2 separate regions of the Mus musculus genome follow, and region 1 is linked to region 2. The links are chromatin loops, found by intact Hi-C in ENCODE. Cell type or tissue: heart. All regions are shown on one strand.

Region 1 (2,500 bases), 260 kb after region 2:
ATTAGATATCCTAGTTTTCACCTTTAATAATATAAATTACCAAATAAGTTAGCTAATGAAATTCTGCAAAAAGTACATTTTATATGACCCATGTTTGCTTTTAAAAAAACAAAACAAAACAAAAACAAAAACAAAAACAAAACCTTCACTCTGGCCTCCTAAGATCATGATTCTTAAGAAAAAGTAATGCCAGAAACTGAGTTCTTAATTAAAACTGTATCTTTATGACATTTATTTACAAATTTGACTCATGTTCTGCTCCTTTAAATGTCTACTCTCAATTCACTTCCTTGTTCTCTTCTGGTTTGCTTAATAGAATCTTATATTCAATCCACCTTAAACCTTTTAGATGGGCGGTGTGGCATACACCTTTGATCCCAACACTTCGGAGGCATAGGCAGGCAGATCTCTGAGATCAAGGCCAGCCTGGTCTACAGAGCTAGTACCAGGAGAGCCAGGGCTAAAGAAATCCTGTCTCAAAAAACCAAGCAAGCAAGCAAGCAAACAAACAAAACCCACAACCTTTTAGAAATAAAGCTGGATATAAGTAAAAAAAATAATAAAAATTAAAAAAATCTGAACACCAATAAGGATACTTACCTCACTTTACAAGTGAGAAAGAAAACTTGGAAGAGCTATTTGAGAAGATAGAAGGCAAGTAGCTTCAGAAAACACATCATCTGGGTTTCAGTGAGTGACACAGGCAAAAATGTTATTCATCTAATAGTCTTGGCAAACTTATTATCTATCAATATTCAAACAAAAGTCTAAAAATGTTAGGAGAAAGTGAAGAGGAGAAACAATGTTTTGGAATGAGGCAATAAAAATGAGTTTATAAGCATGAAGCTTAATCATTCCCCTGTTATTCTTAAGATGCCAACAGAGAAGAAAACAATAACAAAAAGTATAAAACAAAGTAGTTAAAATTAACATAAAAAACAGTACCAGATATATAATATGGTGTGATGAGTCCTGCCAGGGTGATTAAGATTCCCATCAAGAAGATGCCCAAGGCTTTCTACTCTACCTATTCAGGAATTAAACCCGGGGCCTAGATGCCTCCTAGTGGTGGGTATAGTTAGAAACCACTAAAGCATCCAGCATGTACAGGAAAAACCCTTGAAAAGAACTCTTCGGTCAAAAAAGATCAATTCTTCCTTAGAACAGAACAAAGAATAATGGACTTTAAAAAATCATCGATAGATGCTACAATGTATGGACAAGTGACTGACGAGGAATGCTACACTTACAGTCTCAGAGTACCTCCTCCAAAACTGACATTAATTCCAAAGAGGAATATGTTAACTTCACAGCAGAGAAAACTAGAAGCAATCATCCTAACCAAGTGACCACCATTCCTCTCATCAATGTGGCAGACATCATGTCTACCTGAGGAAGCTGATAGTCATCTACCTGTACAATTCCTACTGAATTAAATCATAAAGAAGATTCTACAAAGTAACCAATCTAAACTCTTCAAAATATCATAATCAAGGGGGAAAGTGAGGATTAAGAGGCTATCTAGGGCAAAAGAGAATAAAGAATGCTAATGGCATCAGAAATGATGGCCCATACACTTAATTCGAGCTCTTGGGAGGCTAAGGCAGAAAGATCTCCATGAGTTTCAGTCTAGCCTGGACTAGAGAATAAGATCCTGTCTCAAAACATCAAAGAGGAGGGCCAGACCTGTCTATAATCCCCAGAACTCATAAGAGGCAGGCAGATTTTTTTTTTAAAATTTATGGCCTGCCTAGTCTACATATCAAGTTCCAGGCTAATCAGGATTACACAGTGAGAAGAGGAGGAAGGGGGAAAGAGAAGGAAGTGACAACAGTAATGTGATAGTTACAATGTCACATAGCTGAGTGTAATATGTGACCCTGAGCTAGAACGTGACTAGGAGACAAAGCAATAGAGAACATCACTTATCACTTAGTAGTATATCTAGATGAATTATAAATTAGCTAACAGTATTACATTAAATTTCTTGACTTTGATAATGGTAATTTAGTTTCACAAGGATAAGACATAAGAAATTAGAGACCTAAAAAATAACTGTTTAGAGGTTAAATCACATAGTACCTATAACTACTCTTTAACTGGCTAAAAGACTTAAAAATTGTACACACATACAATAGACACAACAGAAAAGAGACTAGAGACAAAAGTAATAAAGCAAGGCTATCATTATTTCAGTGGCAGTGCGTGTGTTAGCCATGTATAAGGCTATATATACATAAGTCTCATCTTCAGAACCAAAAATTAAAATACAAAAATAAAACTAGGGCTGGAGAGATAGCTCAATGGTTAGGAACACTGGCTGCTTTTTCAGGGGACCCAAGTTTGATTCCAAGAAGCCACATGGCAACCCACACTGTCTAAACTATTCCCTAAGGATCTGATGCCCTCTCCTGGCCTCTTCCAAACCAGGCATGTATGCTGGTGTACAGACATAGGCAAAACACCCATACACATAAAAAATAAATAAAAATTTTAAAAA
Region 2 (2,500 bases):
GGGCTTGTTCAAAAAAATAAATGAATAAGTGGCTTGTGAGTTGGCCTGATGGCACTTGGATGGGAGTTTCTGCCTCTCTGCTACTCTTTCTGAGTGCCCTTGGTCCTGTTGGTATGGAAGATACAGGGACTGGAATGTGGCTACACAGAGAATGGAATTCCTGTTCCCGAAGATTCCAATGGGCTCTCTGAAGCAGACTGTTCTGTGTCCTCACCACACTAGGCACGCCTTCGCTTTCTCTACTATTGAGATGACCAGAGCCCATAACAGTGGCTTCATGGACAGTGGCACCTTAGAAGGACCCTATGCTTGCTTTCCGGCTCCTCTTGCCATTTTGAAATTTTAAACACTTCTGAACAGCAGACTCGAGTTCTTGTACACCGTGTCCCAAATTGTCTAGCTAGGTCTGAAGCACAGAGTGCTGCCACCTGCTGGGGGACCTGGGTCTGCACCTCAAAGTGTGAGCTTGAGTCTCACACATGTGAAAAGGGGCCAAGAAGAAAAACATCTGCAGCTTTGACCTTGAAGAAAAACATCCGTAGCTTTGACCTCGGCTTTTTCTGCTAGAGGGTCTACACAACATAGTCTGATAGGATCTACTCAGAGTTGTACAATCTCCCCGATTTGCAACAGAAAAACAACTTCAATCTGATGGCTTTTTGGTGTCTCTGAGCACTCTTCTAGCAGTAACAGCCAAGGAGAGGATGATGGTATCGGTAGATAAAGTGAGGCTGTTTTCCTCATTTATAAGGTGTGGTGGTTTGAATATGCTTGGTCCAGGGCGTGACACTATTAGGAGGCGTTGCCTTGTTGGAGGTGTCACTGTTGGGGTGGGCAATGAGTCCTTCCTCCTAACCAACCATGCAAGAGCCAGTCATCTCCTAGAAGCCTTCAGACATAGAACTCTCGGCTCCTCCTGTGCCATTCTTGCCTGGATGCTGCCATGCTCCCACTTGATGGTAATGGACTGAGCCTCTGAACCTGTAAGCCAGCACCAGTTAAATGTTGTTTTTATGAGAGTTGCCTTGTGTCTGTTCACAGCAGTAAATCCCTAAGACATATGGTGAAAAACTTCTGGACGCAACTGCAAGGAAGAGAGGAAGGGTACTTCTGGGGCACCTTATTTTGTGACTGCCAAAGTTCTGGTTCTGCACAAATGTGACTTCATGCCCTCCTCTTGTGGACAGAGGTATCTTCACCCTCACTTTTCAGGGTCAGGGAAGTCACACAATCGGTTTGTGGTTTGTTTGTTTGTTTGTTTTGTTTTTTTATGTGTGTGTATGTGAATCCAAAACGGAATCTTTGCACGAAGTTGGAGACTGTTTATTCTAAGGCATTCTGGAAGTGACAGGACCTCTGGGGGGCTGGGGGGAGACCCTCTTGAGTGTATCTGGGTGGCTAGAAGCTGAGAATGGTACTTAAAGCCTTCCTCCACCAGTCCATCCAATCTGGGGTGTGGCCACCAGGTGGTGCTGTGGGCCAGATGCCTCTCGAGAGCACTACCAGTGAGGGAGGTCTAAGGTGGCAAGAGGCTAGGATGGCAGTGTTTGGACATCTCATGTCACAGGATGAGGCTGCAATCTGATGTCTGTGCCCTCGCCTTCACTCCAGGAGCTCAAGCCTTGCCTCCCCTTTTGTTTTTACCTTTGTTACCGTTTTTGAGATAGGGTCTAATTTAGCAGCACAAGTTCACCTCCAACCTTGCAGCCCCAGAGCCTGAATGTAAACCATCGTCCTCCTGGCTCTGCCTCGGGAATCCTGCATCGCTGGTGACCACCACCAACCCCTGCCCCTGTGGCAGCCGGAATGCTGAGATCTCTCTTTCTCTCCTCCCCCTTTTGGCTTTGTACCTGTTTTTAAGATTCCTATGTGTGCACAGAACTTCGTAGAGAGATCTTGTCTCAAAACAAAACAGAATTTCTTCCACCAGCAGGGCTTCGGGAGGGCCCAGGCCTATTGTGTAATAGTACATTATTTCCCCGCTCCTACATCTGAAGCCTATCCTGCCTGGTATCCAGGGCTGCCTATCCCCCCATGAGTGACTGGGACCCTCCCACCTCAGCTCTTTCTGCACTGATCAGGTACCCTGGACTCAAGAGTTTCTAGTAGATACATTTCCCATGGTGACCTTACTGGCAAGGAAACACAGATCCCTGGATGGATGCCCATTGTTGGAATGTTCTGGACTCCATGCCATCCACCTTTCACCCATGACCTTTCCTGAGTGCCACCTCCTTGTTCTGGTCTGCCTCTCATGAGCGATGCGAGGCTCCCGCTAGGCTATCACTGGCTCCAAGCTAGGGATCCTGTTGTGTCCCCCATGGCAGCGAACCCAGCTCAGCACAGAGCCTGGCTCGAGTATAGCAACAGATTGTTGTTGGTGTTGATGACGGTGTTGGATACCTCCTTAGACTGGTCAGTCAGAACCAAACTGTTGACAAGCCAACTTGGTCCCCAAAAAACTGGAAGTAAGCTGTCACCGAAGTGTTCAAACAGAAGT

What was found. Hi-C counts contacts between places; a loop is a spot of excess contacts. Peaks named below come from ENCODE experiments on the same cell type or tissue, not always from the same donor. Only the 100,000 strongest peaks of a DNase experiment are listed, where the experiment ranks them.
Region 1: it touches region 2 in a loop (2.2-fold over the local background); 4 of 42 quality-filtered maps call a loop at or near these places.

What each region holds. Positions count from the first base shown.
Region 1 is chr7:98,606,304-98,608,803 of GRCm38, forward strand. The region is part of intron 14 of Emsy (EMSY, BRCA2-interacting transcriptional repressor); the gene reads right to left. Among named protein-coding and RNA genes, the nearest start is that of Emsy, 49 kb to the right of the region's middle. In heart, CTCF peaks have their summits at 1,071 and 2,427 (motif pointing left); no DNase peak of the experiment used is centred here.
Region 2 is chr7:98,347,827-98,350,326 of GRCm38, forward strand. No RefSeq gene overlaps it. Among named protein-coding and RNA genes, the nearest start is that of Tsku, 12 kb to the right of the region's middle. In heart, CTCF peaks have their summits at 430 (motif pointing left) and 1,462 (motif pointing right); DNase peaks (open chromatin) are centred at 400 and 1,465; H3K27ac peaks cover 2 bases.